Regions from separate parts of the Homo sapiens genome. Here region 1 is linked to region 2. Evidence: read pairs that join two places in POLR2A ChIA-PET (ENCODE). Cell type or tissue: PC-3. All regions are shown on one strand. Links, peaks and the distances in the headings refer to the core of each region. The heading gives the core; the rest is flanking DNA.

Region 1 (16,256 bases), core at 4,138-6,637, 67 kb after region 2:
AGCTACTCAAGAGGCTGAGGTGAGAGGATTGCTTAAGCCCAGGAAGTCAAGGCTGCAGTGAGCTATCATTGTGCCACTGTGCTCCAGCCTGGAGTAAGACCCTGTCTCAAAAAAAAAAAAAAAAAAAAAAAAAAAAAACAAACACACACACACACACACAACAAGAGAGTGAGAGAGAGGGAAAGAAAAAGGGAAAAAAAAAATGTTCCAAACTCCCATTGTGGCGATAGTTCCACAATTCTGTAAATCTACCAAAAATATATTCAAAATATACTGAACTGTATATTTTATTTAAATTATGTGAATTTCATAGTTTGTAAATTGTCAGTCTTGGTAATATAAAGAAAAAAGAATGCTAAAAAATACTTTTGGCCAGGAGCAGTGGCTGAAGCTTGTAATCCCAGCACTTTGGGAGGTGAGGCAGGAGGAGAGCTTGAGCCCAAGAGTTCAAGACCAGCCTGAGTAACATGGCGAGACCTTGTCTCTACAAAAAAATTTAAAAATTAGCTGAGTGTAGTGGCATGCACCTGTAAACCCAGCCACTTGGGAGGCTGAGGAGGGAGGATGGTTTGAGCCCAGGAGGTTGAGACCTCAGTAAGTCATGAACGCACCACTGTACTCCAGCCTGCATAACAGAGTGAGACTATCCAAAAAAAAAAAAACTTTAAATTTCACCTTTTCAAAATGAGACCTAACGTGTACCCACCCACTCCAGAAGATTTCAAAGAAATTGGTTTTTAAAATACAACAAAACTCCCTTAAGAGAACAGCAAATAATTCATCTTGATACATGTATAAATGTAAAACTACTCTGCTTGGCTCCATCCCAAGCTTTTATTACAGAACAATTAATCCATGCTCTAGTTATTTTACCTGATAAGGAAAATGACACTAATTAAGGAGGTATGACTACCAAGTAATACGGAGTGATTCGAAATGAATGGAATATTTTCTTTTCTTTTTTTTTTGAGACAAAGTCTTGTAGCCGAGGCTGGAATGCTGTGGCCCAATCTCGGCTCACTGCAAGCTCTGCCTCCCAGGTTCACGCCATTCTCCTGCCTCAGCCTCCCGAGTAGCTGGGACTACAGGCGCCTGCCACCACGCCAGGCTAACTTTTTGTATTTTTAGTACAGACGGGGTTTCACTGTGTTAGCCAGGATGGTCTCGATCTCCTGACCTCGTGATTCGCCCGCCTCGGCCTCCCAAAGTGCTGGGATTACAGGTGTGAGCCACTGTGCCCGGCCAATGAATGGAATATTTTCAAAACTTATTCCTCAGTACCTATGTGAGTATGAAATCAAAAACAATTTGTTGAAGAAAGATCACAGTTAACTTCTAGTCTTACAATCCTCAATATATGCTCCCTTTTGACACCCAGTATACATCAGTCCTGTCAACTGATTCATCCCAGAAATCATCTTTGCAGCATATCACCACTGATGGCTGAAATGACAGCTGCAATGAATTCCCTTATGTCCACAATACCACCAAAAAAAGGTGCTGTAAGCACAAAATTCTCCACAAGAAGTCCTATGATGACATCTGGAGAACCAAGTTATATTTTTTAAGTGTTCAATTTTTTTCTTTATGGTGGCAAAAGACATAAAACTTACCATTTTAACCATTTTTAAGTGTACACTTCAGTGGCATTATATACATTCACATTGTTGTGCAACCATTACTACCATTCACAATTTTTTCTTTTTTTTTTTTTTTTGAGACAGAGGCTCCCTCTGTCGCCCAGGCTGGAGCACAATGGGGTGATCTCCGCTCACTACAATCTCCGCCTCCTGGGTTCAAGTGATTCTCTCACCTCCAGCCTCCCAAGTAGCTGGGACTACAGGCGCACCCCACCACACACAGCTAATTTTTGTATTTTTAGTAGAGATGGAGTTTTACCATGTTGGCCAGGCTGGTCTCAAACGCCTGGCATCAAGTGATCCACCCACCTCAGCCTCCCAAAGTAGTGGGATTATAGGCATGAGCCACCCACCCGGCTGACAATCATTTCTTAATCACCTTTTAAGATTGCTGGCCTCTCAATTCAGCCTAGTCTTGATTAGCATGTTAAAAGCTGCTGCTGCAATAACCACTTTCATCTCCTCATTTGTCTCTTATTCCCTACAAGGAAACTGCATGGCCATCAACCTGACCCATCTGTTATCGTCCAACTTCAGCAAAACACTTGATAATTCTCAATAACCCTTTTACCCACCTTCTACCAATTGTTTCTCATTCTCTACCAAGATTACTTCAAATCTTTTTTCCCTCTTCCTCAAAATGCTGAAGTCATTCCCCGCTCATCTTGGAAGAGCCTGAAGAGCAAATCATTCCATCCTCTTTTATTTCACCTTAGCTCAATAGTTTCCTCTTACTTGCTGTGATATTTGAGTCACCAACACAAACAGACTTTATTTGTAACTTTTTTTTTTTTTTTTGAGACAGAGTCTTGCTCTGTCACCCAGGCTGGAGTGCAGTGGCGAGATCTCTGCTCACTGCAAGCTCCGCCTCCCAGGTTCAAGCCATTCTCCTGCCTCAGCCTCCCGAGTAGCTGGGACTGCAGGCGCCCGCCACAACGCCTGGCTAAGTTTTTTTGTATTTTAGTAGAGACGGGGTTTCACTGTGTTAGCCAGGATGATCTCGATCTCCTGACCTCGTGATCCACCCACCTCGGCCTCCCAAAGTGCTGGGATTACAGGCGTGAGCCACCGCACCCGGCCTATTTGTAACTCTTAGTCAAGGTGATTCTCCATACTAGTACAAAAGATATGACTATTTCTTGGCGGGCATGGTGGCTCATGCCTGTAATCCCAGCACTTTGGGAGGCTGAGACGAGCAGATTACAAGGTCAGGAATTCGAGACCAACCTGGCTAACACAGTGAAATCCCGCCTTTACTAAAAATACAAAAAAGTAGCTGGGCTTGGTGGCACGCACCTGTAGTCCCAGCTACTCAGGAGGCTGAGGCAGGAGAATCGCTTGAACCTGGGAGGTGGAGGTTGCAGTGAGCCAAGACTGTGCCACTGAACTCCAGCCTGGGCAACAAAGCAAGACTCCATCTCAAAAAAAGAAGATACGACTATGTCTTATGTCACTTATTATGGGTTCATGCCCATGCATTTGCATTTTAAAGTACATACTGTGTAAGTTACTTTATTTATGTTTCCCCAATATATTACAATTAGGGCATCATACTGCTTTTTAAAATTATATATTACCTATAGATTTCATTTCAGGATTTTAAAAAGGGCATATTAGGCCAGGCGCAGTGGCTCATGCCTGTAATCCTAGCACTTTGGGAGGCCGAGGCGGGCAATCACCTGAGATCAGGAGTTCGAGACCAGCCTGACCAATATGGTGAAACCCCATCTCTACTAAAAAATACAAAAATTAGCCAGGTGTGGTGGCGGGTTTGCCTGTAGTCCCAGCAACTTGGGAGCCTGAGGCAGGAGAATCGCTTGAACCTGGGAGGCGGAGGTTACAGTGAGCCAGTATCGTGCACACTGCACTACACCCTGGGCAACAGAGCAAGACTGTCTCAAAGGAAAAAAAAAGGGTGTATTATAAAATATTTGTAATAAAAAAGGAGAGTTGGGTCTGATACAGTTGAGAACCATGCTCTCTGATAACCACTGTTTATCAGAATGAATGAAGTTGATATTGTTGAGTGACTCTTGCTTTTGGATACTCTATTTAATAATCTTTGAAAACTTGGACTATTCCTTAACTCCTTGACTGAAACTTTATTCTAAATGCGGAGTACACCAAAGTTCTGTCATCTATTCCTACGCCTTAGAAAATCTCATCTTCTACCAGGAATTCAATTAACACTGCTGTATGACTGACCCTCTGGCTCTCAACTTGCACAGCATACAATCCACATTTCTAGATGCTTCTAGAAAGGCTTTCTAGATGTTTTCTAGCCCCTACAAACCCAAACTTCTCATATGCCTCCACAGCAGCTAGTTCATCTGTCTTTCCTATTTATATAACAATTATTCAGACTCAAAATCTATGAATCATTTTTTACACCCCCTTCTACTTCTCTCCTGGCATGCAGTGAGTCCCAATGTGTAGTTAATTCTTCTTTGGGAATAATGTCTGGAATATGTCAGTTTCTTCCTATTATCAGTGTTTTCATTTAGCTTCTTAGCCTCACACCTAGACTACTGCTTCCTAATTGACTTTCCCACCTCCAGGTTCTTCTCACTCTAATTCATCTATGCAGATACTTCCAGATCAGTATTCCCAAATCATCGTTCTTGTTTTATATTTTTTTGAGACAGAGTCTCGCTTTGTCACCCAGGGTGGAGTCCAGTGGCGCGATCTCAGCTCACTGCAACCTCCGCCTCCCTGGCTCAAGCAATTTTCCTGCCTCAGCCTCCCAGGTAGCTGGGATTAGAGGCGCCCGCCACCACGCCCGGCTAATTTTTCCTATTTTCAGTAGAGACGGGATTTTATCATGTTGGCCAGGCTAGTCTCAAACTCCTGAACTCAAGTGATCCACCTGCCTCGGCCTCCCAAAGCGCTGGGATTACAGGTGTGAGCCACTGTGCCCAGCCCAAATTCATCATTCTGATTATGCCATTAGTTCCTCAATAGTTTTCCAAAACTCAATAAAATCTAAATTCTTCAGCCTGAAATTTAAAGACCTTTATCATCTGGTTTTGAGTTACTTTTTACAATTTAATCTTTTACTACTTCCCCACATTCCAGGCAAATTAAGAGTTCCTTTAAAATGTCTCTTAACTTCCTATCAGACCTGTCTCACTTCGCGCAAAGAGGCTCTTTAAAATTCATCTGACTGCCAGGCGCAGTGGCTCACGCCTGTAATCCCAGCACCTTGGGAGGCCAAGGAAGGCTGATCACCTGAGGTCAGGAGTTCGAGACCAGCCATCTGACCAACATGGAGAAACCTCGTCTCTACTAAAAATACAACAAAGTTAGTCAGGTGTGGTGGTGCATGCCTGTAATCCCAGCTACTTGGGAGGCTGAGGCAGCAGCATCACTTGAACCCAGGAGGCAGAGGTTGCGGTCACTGCACTCCAGCCTGGGCAATGAGAGCAAAACTCCATCTCAAAAAAAAAAAAAAAAAAAAAAAAAGTAATAAAATAAAATAAAATTCATCTGACCAGAGGCTCATACTGTATTGCTAAGGATGAAAGAACTATTCAATATGTTTTTGGAACAATTCTTCATTGAATAGCCTGTTCCACACCCTGAACTCTGGCTCATTATCCTGAATCCGAACTCTGATCATATTTCAGCTGCCCTGCCAACAGCTTCATGTTAATGGTAAATGTATGCTTCAGAATCATACCCACATATATCAGACTTCCTGAGCTGTGTTCATGAGTAATCCTGGGCTGATTGCTTTGTACTCTCTAGTTACTGCCAGGCCCTTATTTCTTTTCTTTTCTTTTTTTTAAAGGGGAGTCTTGCTCTTTCTCCCAGGCTGGAGTGCAGTGGTCCAATCTTGGCTCACTGCAACCTCCGCCTCCCAGATTCAAGGGATTCTCCTGCCTCAGTCTTCCGAGTAGCTGGGATTACAAGCATGAGCCACCACACCTGGCTAATTTTTTTTGTATTTTAGTAGAGACGAGGTTTCACCATGTTGGCCAGGCTGGTCTCAAACTCCTGACCTCAAATGATTTGTCTGCCTTGGCCTCCCAAAGTGCTGGAATTACAGGTGTGAGCCACCACACCCGGCCAACTTATCAGTATTTATATTGTACAGAATTATGTATTCTGTACAAAATTCACTTTTATATTTAATTTTACTATACTAAAAGTCAGTTTTCATTATGGGAGTGGATACACTTAACCAGTGTGGGTAGTAACAGACAAGTTATGTAGAACTGTGCTCCTCAAAGAAGTCTGAAAATCAAAGTTCAGGTAATTCATCCCAAAGACAAACCATCTGCAAATAAGCATGAGTTGAACTGTACACTAACTGGATCCTGCTTTTCAAACTGTAGATATTTAAGTCAGTCATATCTGTGATAATTACATAAAGAGCAAATGTAACTACTTTCACTCTATTAACTATGTGGTCTAACAATCAACAAGGAGATATGTTTACATCAAACCAGGTGGTTGATAAACACTTCTTTAAATGTTAAACATTATCCTTTATGCAAAAAGCTTGGGGGTTGGGGGGGCACCTCCATTATAAAGAATTCCAAGTGGGGATCCAAATGTCCCTATTTTCTCAAATACTTAGTAAGGAGGCTACATGCTCACCCATTCTACTGAGATTTATATGCCAAATGTTTCATATGTGTTTGCATTTTCATTTAAACCTTATATGATGCAGATACTATTACAACCACCATTTTACATACAAAGAAACTGAGCTTAACTAACTCGCCCAAGATCATACAAACAGAAGTGCGCCAAGATTGGAATCCAAGAAGTGTGACTTCAAAGCCCCACAAGATTAAGTACTCCAAGCATGAAGTACTTCCAGCAAATTAGAGGCTCCTACGACATAAAACTATGCCACTGGAGTACTTCAAGGAGAATTTTAATTTATTCAATCATTTGTTTATATCAATATAAAACTTTATTTTATACTATGGGTCATAATCCAATTCTGCTTTAATTTTGCTACTCAAATTGTTCCAGCTTTGGCCACTGGAAACTTTCAGTTGGTTCCTTTGCTCCTTCGACATAACCCATTAACGTGAAATGTTGTTGTTTTTAGAGCACTTCCTTATTTTTTGGCACAACAAGATACTCAAGGTTCATCTTATGTATATTTCCTGCCCCAATCACAGAATCAACCATTTCTCCAAGGAGCACTAGTTTCTTTTATTGGAGAATAATATTAGAAACTAAGATCCGGGGCCAGGTGTGTTGGCTCACACCTGTAATCCCAACACTTTGGGAGGCTGAGGCAGGAGGACTGCTTGAGCCCAGGAGTTCAACACCAGCCTGGGTAACATAGGGAGACCCACCTCTCTATAAAAATAGAAAACTTTGGCCAACCGCAGTGACTCATGCCTGTAATGCCAGCACTTTGGGAAGCTAATCACTTGAGCTCTGGAGTTTGAGACCAGCCTGGGCAACATAGCGAAATCCTGTCTGCATGAAAAATACAAAAATTAGCCACACGTGGTGGCGAGCACCTATAGTCCCAGCTACCTGGGAGGCTGGGGTGTGAGGATGGCTTAAGCCCAAGAGACAGAGGTTGCTGCGGGCTGAGATCATGCCACCACACTCCAGCCTGGGTGACAGGGCCAGACCCTGTCTCAAAAAAAAAAAAAAAAAAGAGAAAGAAAGAAAAAAATTAGATTAGCTGTGCATAGTGGCACACAGTTAAACTCTGTAAACTCATACAGTGAGCATACAGTAAACTCATATAGTGGCATACCTGTAGTCCCAGCCCCAGCTATTTGGGAGGCTGAGGTGGGAGGATAGCTTGAGTCTGGAAGGTCATGGCTGCAGTGAGCATGCCATTGCACTCCAGCCTGGGTGACAGGGCAAGACCCCTGTCTCAACAAAAAAAAAGAAACCAAGATCTGGGCACTAGGTGCACTCCTAGGTGTTGTTTCTTTCAACTCTCAGCTGACAATGAATGGAAATATATTTGTGTATATTAACTCAAGTATGTACATATATCTATAAATATTTCTACATATAAACATGGAACTATTTTGTACTGGTATCTCCAACCTGAATCCATTACCACAAAGATTATTCTAGCCTCCTGCCTCGCTTATCTGTAAATTCCACTCCAACAGTGAAAAGCCTGCCTCCTGCCATCCATTTACTTAACTGTTCAATTGTAGTTACCTATGTAATCAGTACTGATTCCTTTAAACCAGTATCAGAATTGTTAACCTCTGCCCCTTCGGAATGTAACTTTATCAATTAAAGTATAACGCTTATGTACAGTCCCTTTTGTCTTACAGATTCCACTCATTTCCAAAGTTACTTAAATCAGCACCTTCCTCCCGTTTAGCAAGGTTGTTTCACACATTTGTGATACAGTTAGTTTCTCCTGTCAAGATTTGCATGCCTGAAAGGCCTTGACCTCTAAAAAAATTTTTTTTAATTTGCATACATTAAAGTTTACTCTTAGGCCCAGAACAGCAGATCACACCCAGAACTTCAGGAGGCCAAGGCAGGCGATCATTTGAGGCCAGGAGTTCAAGACCAGGAGTTCGAGACCAGCCTGGTCAACAAGGTGAAACCCCATCTCTACTAAAAATACAAAAATTAGCCAGGCATTGTGGCACACACCTGCAATCCCGGCTACTTCGGAGGCTGAGGCAGGAGAATTGCTTGAACCCAGGAGATGAAGGTTGCAGTGAGCCATGATGGTGCCACTGCACTCCAGCCCAGGTGACAGAACAAGACTCTGTCATTAAAAAATAACTAACTAGGCCAGGTGTGATGGCTCATGCCTATAATCCCAGCACTTTGGGAGGCCAAGGAGGGTGGATCATTTGAGGTCAGGAGTTCGAGGCCAGCCTGGCCAACATGGTGAAACCCTGTCTCTACTAAAAATATAAAAATTAGCTGGGTGTCCTGGTGGGCACCTGTAATCCCAGCTACTCAGGAGGCTAAGACAGGAGAATTGCTTGAGCCTGGGAAACAGAGGTGGCAGTGAGCTGAGACCATGCCACTGCACTTCAGCCTGGGCAACAGAGCGAGACTATGTCTCAATAAATAAATAAATAAATAGGCCGGGCATGGTGGCTCACGCCTGTAATGCCAGCACTTTGGGAGGCCAAGGAGGGTGGATCACGAGGTCAGAAGTTTGAGACCAGCCTGACCAACACAGTGAAACCCCATCTCTACTAAAAATACAAAAATTAGCCGGGCATGGTGGTGCATGCCTGTAATCCCAGCTACTAGGGAGACTGAGGCAGGAGAATCGCTTGAACTCGGGAGGCAGAGGTTGTGGTGGGCCGAGATCACACCACTGCACTCCAGCCTTGGCAACAGAGCAATACTATGTCTCAAAAAATAAACAAACTTTACTCTTCGTGCTGTAAAGTTCTATGGGTTTTGACATGTCATGTGTCCACCATTACAGTATCAAACAGAATACTTTTATCAAGCAGTAACTTTAACTGAATTAAATGATACAACTTTCAGTGGAAACAGCATGGTAAGAAAGAAGATGAAGTCAAGAGCTGTGAGCTGAATCCATTGAAAAGCCACAGATAGGCCGGGCGTGGTGGCTCACACCTGTAATCCCAGCACTTTGGGAGGCCGAGGCAGGCGGATCACAAGGTCAGGAGATCTAGACCATTCTGGCTAACACCAGTAGAAACCCTGTCTCTACTAAAAAATACAAAAAATTAGCCGGGCGTGGTGGTGGGCGCTTGTAGTCCCAGCTACTTGGGAGGCTGAGGCAGGAGAATGGCATGAACTCGGGAGGCGGAGCTTGCAGTGAGCCGAGATCTCGCCACTGCATTCCAGCCTGGGGGACACAGCGAGACTCCGTCTCAAAAAAAAAAAAAAAAAAAGGAAAAAAAGAAAAGCCACAAATAGACTAGGACAGGCAGCTACTCACTCTGGGTCTCACTAGTTCCACTGTAAAATGGGGGTTCAATTCGACTAATCATATATAGCATTTATTAAACATTATGTATCAGGAATGGTACTAAGTACGTCACATGGATTGCCTCATTTATATCTAACAACACTATAAAGTAGACACTGATAGAGCAGGACGTCCATCCTCAGAACCGGAACCTTTGTACAAAACAGATAATTAAATAAGGGTGATGTTGAAAAACAAGAATATGTGTGCTCAGAAGCACGCCCAGTGCCACATCATGGAAGAGGGAGGCCAGCAAAAGACTGGGCCAAATCTCCACGGTCTCTTTGGAAAGAAGACAGGTCAGGCTGTTGGATTCACTTACACAGACGCCAATAAGAAAAAAAGCATTGCCTGGGGAGAGGATACACTGATACAGTATTTGGAGAATCCCAAGAAGTCTATTCCTGGAACAAAAATTATCTTTGCCAGCATTAATAAGGTAGAAAGGGCAGATTTGATAGCTTACCTCAAAAAAGCTACTAATGGCTAGGCACAGTGGCTCATGCCTGTAATCCCAGCACTTTGGGAGGCTGAGGCAGGCGGATCACTTGAGGTCAAGAGCTCGAGACCAGCCTGGCCAACATGGTGAAACCCCATCTCTACTAAAAATACAAAAATTAGCCAGGCATGGTGGCGGGCACCTGTAATTCCAGCTACTGGGGAGGCTGAGGCAGAACTGCCTGAACCCGGGAGGCGGAGGTTGCACTGAGCTGAGATTGCCCCACTGCACTACAGCCTGGGCGACAGAGTAAGGCACTTCAAAAAAAGTACTAATGAGTAATTGGCCACTGCCGTATTTATTACAAAATAGAAATGTCTGGCCAGGCACAGTGGCTCATGGCTGTAACCCCGGCACTTTGGGAGGTTGGGAGGCTGAGGCGGGTGGATCACCTGAGGTCAGGAGTTCGAGATCAGCCTGGCTAACATGGTGAAACCCTATCTTACTAAAAATACAAAAATTATGCCAGGTGCGGTGGCTCACACCTGTAATCCCAGCACTTTGGGAGGCCGAGGCAGATGGATCACCTGAGGTCAGGAGTTTGAGACCAGCCTGGTCAACATGGTGAAACCCCATCTCTACTAAAAATATGAAAATTAGCCAGGCATGGTGGCACACACCTGTAGTCCTAGCTACTCAGGAGGCTGAGGCAGGAGAATCACTTGAACCTGGGAGATGGAGGTTGCAGTGAACCGAGATAGTACCACTGCACTCCAGCCTGGACGACAGAGCGAGACTCCACCTCAAAAAAAAAAAAAACTGTCCAGGCGTGGTGATGGGTGGCTGTAATCCCAGCTGCTGGGGAGGCTGAGGCAGGAGAATTGCTTGAGCCCGGGAGGCAGAGGTTGCAGTGAGCTGAGATCGTGCTACTGCACACCAACCTGGGCAACAAGCGAAACTCCGTCTCAAAAAAAAAAAAAGAAAACTGGCTGTGGTTAAATGAATATATTTGGCTTTCTGGATTTTATTTTTATTTTGAGATGGAGTTCCCCTCTGTCGCCAGGCTGGAGTGCAGTGGCATGATCTCGGCTCACTGCAACCTCTACCTCCAGGGTTCAAGCTATTCTACTGCCTCAGCCTCCCAAGTAGCTGGGACTACAGGCACGTGCCAGCACACTCACCCAATTTTTGTGTTTTTAGTAGAGACGGGGTTTCACCATGTTGGTCAGGATGGTCTCGATCTCTTGACGTCATGATCCACCCGCCTCAGCCTCCCAAAGTGCTGGGATTACAGATTTAAGAAGCCACAGCACCCGGCCTCTTTTATTTTTTAGACAGGGTCTCGCTTGTCACCCAGGCTGGAGTGCAGTGGCAGGATCACAGCGCACTATAGCCTTGACCTGCTGAGCTCAGGTGATCCTCCCATTTCGGCCTCCAGAGTAGCTGGGACTACAGGCATGCACCACCACACCCGGCTAATTTTTTGTAGAGATGGGGTTTTGGCATATTGCCCAGGCTGGTCTCAAACTCCTAGACTCAAGTGATTTGCCTGCCTTGGTCTCCCAAAGTGCTGAGATTACAGGTGTGAGCTACCATGAAGGTCTTGGTTTTTTATTTTAACAGTAATTCCAATTAAGTAAATGATATCACTGTTTTCCCCTTCTAAAAACATGATTGAACTTCATTAGTAATGTTCAACTTTTCATCAAGATGGTGAATGCCATCTTAAAATCTACTGGAGATTGATTTTATATTTAGATTTATATAACTGGTTATGTGAGCATATTTAAATACTGGCAAAATTCCTTCATTGTCTCAGAACCAAGCATAATTCACCTGTGTTTTGTGTTTATTTGCCTCTTAAAGGCAAGGGCTGAAGATAAGGCAGCAATGTCTACATTTTTGGCCTTAACTATGCCAAGCTAATTAGAATTCCTTGTAACTAAAATGGTTCCTTTTACTTACTGAAAAGCACTTTAGGGTGTGGTTTATGTGTAATATCAAATAAAGAATAGTTAACGCTTAAAAAATAAAATAGGCCAGCCGTGGTGGTTCACGCCTATAATCCTAGCACTTTGGGAGGTAGAGGCAGGCAAATCACCTGAGGTCAGGAGTTCCAGATCAGCCTGGTCAACATGGTGAAACCCCATCTCTACTAAAGATACAAAAATTAGCTGGGTGTGGTGGCACATGCCTGTAGTCCCGGTTACTCAGGAGGCTGAGGCAGGAGAATTGCTTGAACCCAGGAGGCAGAGGTTGCAGTGAGCCAAGATGGCGCCACTGCACTCCAGCCTGGCGAGAGAGCGAGACTCCGTCTCAAAAAAAAGAATTTTTTTTTTAATGGTCTGGTCTGTTCTTAAGCCTTAACCATCTTATTCACTAAGAAGTTTCAAAAACAGGCCACACAGTGGCTCACACCTGTAATCCCAGCACTTTGGGAGGCTAAGGTGGGCGGATCATGAGGTCAGGAGTTTGAAACCAGCCTAGCTAACATGGTGAAATCCTGTCTCTACCAAAAATACAAAAATTAGCCGGGCGTGGTGGTGCACGCCTGTAATCCTAGCTACTCGGGAGGCTGAGGCAGGAGAATCACTTGAACTCGGGAGGCGGAGGTTGCAGTGAGCTGAGATCACGCCACTGTACTCCAGCCTGGGCTACAAGAGCAAAACTCTGTCTCAAGAAAAAAAAAAACGTTTTTGCGGGGAGGAGGAAAAAAAAAACCTCTTACCCAACAGAATAGGTGTCTTCAGACTACAAAGCCGTCCAAGATACATTAAAAAATGTTAAGAACCTTGCTCTGGAGGGAATAGCTCTGTTGCCCAGGCTGGAGTGCAGTGGCACAATCAGGGTTCACTGTAGCCTCAACCTTCCAGGCTCAACCAAACCTCCCATCTCAGCTTTCCAAGTAGCTGAACTATAGGCACACGCCACCCTAGTCCAAAAATTTTATTTTCTGTAGAGATGAGGTCTCCCTATATTGACCAGGCTGGTCTCAAGCTCCTCAAGCTCACGTGATCCTCCCTCCTCTGCCTCCCAAAGTGCTGGGATTACAGGTGGAAACCACTACGCCTGGCCAAAAATACTCTTCAAAATATTTTTGGGGAAGGCAGAAGGACTATAACAAAAATAGAATAGTGGTTCTGTCATTTACTGGCTATATGATTTAACTTGGTTTCAATTTTCTCATCTGTAAAATGAGAATTACTACCAAGAAGTTTCAAGAAAATTAAAATGATAATATATAAAGTATCTACCATACTCACTGACTCACAAGAGTTGTCTGATATTAGTGCCTATGCCCTTCTCATTCTCTATATGCTATAGCCTATCATATCAAGATTTTGATACGTTAGATCCAACTTTAAAACTTTTCAACTGTTAGCTGGACACAGTGGCTCACGCCTGTAATCCCAGCACTTTGGGATGCCAAGGCAGGCAGATCACAAGGTCAAGAGATCGAGACCATCCTGGCCAAACATGGTGAAACCCCATCTCTACTAAAAATACAAAAATTAGCCAGGCGTGGTGGCATGCGCCTGTAGTCCCAGCTACTTGGGAGAATGAAGCAGGAGAATTTCTTGAACCCGGGAGGCAGAGGGTGCAGTGAGCCTAGATCGTGCCACTGCATTCCAGCCTGGCGACAGGGCAAGACTCCATCTCAAAAAAAAAAAAAAAAAAAAAAAAAAACTTTTCAACTGTTTTCCTACAAAAACTTAGTCTCCTATTAACCCCAACCCACTTTGTCCACTCTAAAATCCACTGCATCCTAGCGTTTATATTTCATGTGTATTTTGTTGTTGTTGTTGTTGAGCCAGCTCGGGCTCTGTCGCCCAGGCTGGAGTGCAGTGGCTCGATCTCGGCTCACTGCAATCTCTGCCTCCTGGGCTCAAGCCATCCTCTCACCTCAGCATCCCAAGTAGCTGGGACTACAGGTGCACATCACCATGCTTAGCTAATTTTTGTATTTTCTGTAGAGACAGGGTTTTGCCATGTTGCCCATGCTGATTTCAAACTCCTGAGCTCAAACGATCCGCCTGCTCAGCCTCCCAAAGTGCCGGGATTACAGGTGTGAGCCACCAAGCCTAACCTATTTAATGTGAATTTGTATGTTGGCATATAAAATCCCCTAGCCAGTTTTGTTTTGTTTTGTTTTTTTGAGACAGAGTTTTGCTCTTGTTGCACTCCACTGGAGTGCAGTGGCTCAATCTCGGCTCACTGCAACCTCCGCCTCCCGGGTTCAAGCGATTCTCCTGCCTCAGCCTCCTGAGTAGCTGGGATTACAGGTGCGCGCCACCACGCCCAGCTAATTTTTTGTATTTTTGGTAGAGTCAGAGTTTAACCATGTTGGCCAGGCTGGTTTCGAACTCCTGACCTCAGGTGATCCACCTGCCTCAGTCTCCCAAAGTGCAGGGATTACAGGCGTGAGCCACCGCACCCGGCCAACAAACTTTCATTAAGTGAACCTCTAACACCACAGCTTATAATTAGTTTTGTTTTGTTTTTAGAGACAGGGTCTCGCTCTCCACCCAGGCTTGAGTGCGCTGGCACAATCATAGCTCACTAGGGACTCAAGTGATCCTCTTGCCTCCTGAGTAACTGGGACTACAGGCTTGAGACACCATGCCCAGCAGAATAGCTCTCGATTTGTTGCTTTGGCTTAATCACATTTCCACCTTGATGTACTCAAAATGTTTTTATTAGTCATAAACTTTTCTAATCACATTTGTGCTCACTACAATTATTTCCTATCACAATTTACAGACTTTCAAAAATTGATTTGGTTTCTACTGAAATAAAACGTAGAGGAAAAGAACACAGTAAGCTAAAATGATGGAATTCAATCCCTTAAAAACAAAATTCAGCCGGGCACGGTGGCTCACGCCTGTAATCTCAGCACTTTGGGAGGCCAAGGTAGGTGGATCACGAGGTCAGGGGCTCGAGACCAGCCTGACCAACATGGTGAAACCCCGTCTCTACTAAAAATACAAAAATTAGCTGGGTGTGGTGGCGGGCGCCTGTAATACCAGCTACTCAGGAGGCTGAGGCAGGAGAATTGCTTGAACCCGGGAGGCGGAAGCTGCAGTGAGCCGAGATCACGCCACTATACTCCAGCCTGGGCGACAGAGCCAGACTCCGTCTCAAAAAACAAAAAAAAAAAAACATTCATTTTAAAGTCTAGAAGGTATGCAACTTTTACCACACATAATGATCTCAAATTGTTTTATAGGAGGAGGAGCTTGGAAATTTCAAACATAAAATGCAACTAGAACAGAATATTATTTGGCATTAAAAGCAAATGAGGCCATGTGCGGTGGCTCATGCCTATAATCCCAGCACTCTGGGAGGCCAAGGCAGGCGGATCACTTGAGGTCAGGAGTTCGAGACCGGCCTAGCCAACATGGTGAAACCCCGTTTCTACTAAAAATACAAAAATTAGCCGGGTGTGGTGGCAGCCGCCTGTAATCCCAGCTACTGGGGAGGCTGAGGCACGAGAAGTGCTTGAACCTGGGAGGCGGAGGTCGCAGTGAGTCGGGACCCCGCCACTGCACTCCAGCCTGGACGACAGAGCGAGACTCAGTCTCAAAAAAAAAAAAAAAAAGGAATTAAGTACTGATACCTGCTACAACACGGATGAACCTTGAAAACACCATGTTAAGTGAAACAAACTAGGCAAAGAAAGATACATATGTTTCTTTTTTAGGTAAATTTAGGCAAAAAATATATTAATAGTTACCTAAGACTGGAGGGAGGGGGAATGGGGAGTGACTGCTAAATGGCTTCTAGAGATTCTCTTTTAGGGTGATGAATTAAATAGTGGTTGATGGCTACAGAATTTAATAAATATAGTTTCAGAAAATTACTTAATTATACGCTTTAGAAAGCGGAATTTTTTGGTATTTGAATCATATTTCAATAAAGCTATTATTTAATTTAAGTTGCCACTGAAAAGCCACAATAATTTTGTTGTGGAGGAAATAATGAAAGTCACTGACTGGAAAAGTAACCTGTGACGTTAGCCAGGTCAACCTCCAAATTCCTTCCCCCATTTCTAACAAGTACATCAAACTAGAGACAGTGTGTGAATCAAAGAATTCCAGGCACAGTTGGCTGTTAACTAGAATAGTAAGTGGCTGCCTAGGTTCTGTCATTCCTAAACTGTAGGGGGCTTCTAGCCTCGGAGATTACGGAAGTAGTACTTTCCATTAGCGAGCTCAAGAAGGAATGTCAAAATAGGATGACACTTTCCTAGTCGCTATGT
Region 2 (2,500 bases), core at 1-2,500:
TGATGGCCCACACCTGTAATCCCAGCTACTCAAGGAGGCTGAGGCAGGAGAATCACTGGAACCCAGGAGGCGGAAGTTGCAGTGAGCCGAGATCGCACCACTGCACTCCAGCCTGGGCAACAGAGTGCAACTCTCTCTCGAAAAAAAAAAAAAAAAAAAAAAAAAAAAACCCAAAAAAACCACATAGCTAAGCTGCTCCCAAGTTCCCAGCCAACAGAAACAGTGTGAGATATCAAGTGTTTATTGTTTTAGTCTCTAGGTTTTAAGATAACATGTTATATAACTACTACTACAGGGGCTAAAATCCATAGTTGAGCTCATTAGCAACCTCTATTGCAAGTTTCTATAGATTCACTTCTCTCTGGTGTTCCTTACTACCCAAGGAACGTGTCACCTCTAGTTCTCAGATCAAATGCAGGGCAAAAATAACTAAGTGCAATAAGATCAATGAATGATCAAACAGATTACCTATCCTGCCCACTTTCCCTAAACCCCTAGAAGTTAGTGCTCTTCACAAAATTCTATTTAAAATATTAAGAGTAAAACTGTACTTTTAATTTTAGGCTAGAAGACATTCCCTCAGATTAATACATACCATGTTCCAAAGATTAGTACCAATCCACCAATATTGTTATTAATATTAATACTGGTGCATTAATATAATGTGCCATTATTCACTAGGTCATTCAGCAAACACTTATTTAACCTTAAAAGTGCCCAAAATAACCAGACCACAAAGGGAAGATGAATTATATAAAATGTCCAAACATTTAAATTGGTTTTAGCCAGGCACGGTGGCTCACGACTGTAATCCCAGAACTTTGGGAGGCCGAGGCAGGCCAGTTACTTGAGGTCAGGCCGGTTACTTGAGATCAGGAGTTTGAGATCAGTCTAGCCAATATGGCAAAACCCCGTCTCTCTACTAAAAATACGAAAATTAGCCAGGTGTGGTGGCAGATGCCTGTAATCCCAGCTACTTGGGAGGCTGAGGCAAGAGAATCGCTCAAACCCGGGAGGTGGAGGTTACAGTGAGCCAAGGTCACTCCACTGCACTCCAGCCTGGGTGACAGAGCAAGACTCTATCTCAAAAAACAAAACAAAACAAAACAAAAACTAAAAATAGATTGATTTCTCACTTGAAAAAAGAACAAAAAGAGAGAGAAAGAGAACCACTTAATAGGACTTTTTTTTTTTTTAATGTTAAGCTTAAGGCCGGGCACGATGGCTCAAGCCTATAATTCCAGCACTCTGGGAAGCTGAGGTGGGAAACTACCTGAGGTCAGGAGTTCGAGATCAGCCTGGCTAACATGGTGAAACCCCATCTCTACTAAAAACACAAAAATTAGCCGGGCGTGTTGGCACATGTCTGCAGTCCTACTTGGGAGGCTGAGGCAGGAGACTACTTTGAACCCAGGAGGCAGAGGTTGCAGTGAGCCAATATCGTGCCACTGCACTCGAGCCTGGGCAATAGAGCAAGACTCCATCTCCAAAAAAATTAATTAATTAAATAAAATAATGTTAAGCTTAGTGTTAGTTGTTCTGGACATTTTAAAACATTCTTTGTGGCAGAGAAATAGCTTTCTGTTAATTATACAGCCTGCCAGTATTCACAAGAGTTTTTCATCCTATTAAAAAGTATAGTTGGGCTGGGTGTGGTGGCTCACGCCTGTAATCCCAGCACTTTGAAAGGCCGAGGCGAGAGGATCACTTGAGACCAGGAGTTCGAGACCAGCCTGGCCCACATGGCGAAACCCCACCTCTACTAAAAATACAAAAATTAGCTTGGAGTGGTGGTGCACGCCTGTAGTCCCAGCTACTCAGGAGGCTGAGGCAGGAGAATCACTTGAACCCGGGACGCAGAGGTTGCAGTGAGCCAAGATTGTGCCACTGCACTTTAGCCTGGGCGACAGAGTAAGACTCTGTCTCAAAAAAAAAGTGTAGTTAACCAACTTGCGCACCCCCACCAAATGCCTCTCTTGCCCCTCTTCCCTTTTCTTTTTTTTTTTTTTTTTTTTTGAGATGGAGTCTTGCTTTGTCGTCCAGGCTGGAGTGCAGTGGCATGATCTCAGCTCACTGCAACCTTCGTCTCCCGTTTTCAAGTGATTCTCCTGCCTCAGCCTCCGTAGTAGCTGGGATTACAGCCACAGGCCACCATGCCTGGCTAGTTTTTTTTATTTTTAGTAGAGACAGGGTTTTGCCATGTTTGCCAGGCTGGTCTCCTGACCTCAGGTGATCCGCCCACCTCAGCCTCCCAAAGTGCTGGGATTACAGGCATGAGCTACTGCACCCGACATCTTCCCTTTTCGTTGTGAAATCTGCAAGACTCTTTTCTCTTAAAAAAGTCAACTTTCACTTAAACCAAACTCCCCTCCTGAAATACCTTACTTTTTAACTGTCACACTTCAATACTCATTCTCTACACCTCCTAACCAGGATCTTTCTCCCTAAAAATCCTTACAACTGGGCTTCTGCCTTCTCTTTTTAATCTGTACTCACAATC

Evidence for each region. ChIA-PET counts read pairs that join two places held together with the same protein. Peaks named below come from ENCODE experiments on the same cell type or tissue, not always from the same donor. Only the 100,000 strongest peaks of a DNase experiment are listed, where the experiment ranks them.
Region 1: POLR2A ChIA-PET joins it to region 2 with 6 read pairs; 4 of 35 experiments call an interaction of 5 or more read pairs at or near these places.

Annotation. Positions count from the first base shown.
Region 1 is chr15:41,099,130-41,115,385 of GRCh38, forward strand. All of the region lies in intron 1 of INO80 (INO80 complex ATPase subunit), which reads right to left. It also overlaps the pseudogene CYCSP2. Among named protein-coding and RNA genes, the nearest start is that of INO80, 9.0 kb to the right of the region's middle. RefSeq lists a silencer at 7,468-7,668 and an enhancer at 16,013-16,256. In PC-3, for the core only: no CTCF peak of the experiment used is centred there; a DNase peak (open chromatin) is centred at 5,302; H3K27ac peaks cover 638 bases.
Region 2 is chr15:41,036,017-41,038,516 of GRCh38, forward strand. The region is part of intron 24 of INO80 (INO80 complex ATPase subunit); the gene reads right to left. Among named protein-coding and RNA genes, the nearest start is that of INO80-AS1, 20 kb to the left of the region's middle. In PC-3, for the core only: no CTCF peak of the experiment used is centred there; no DNase peak of the experiment used is centred there.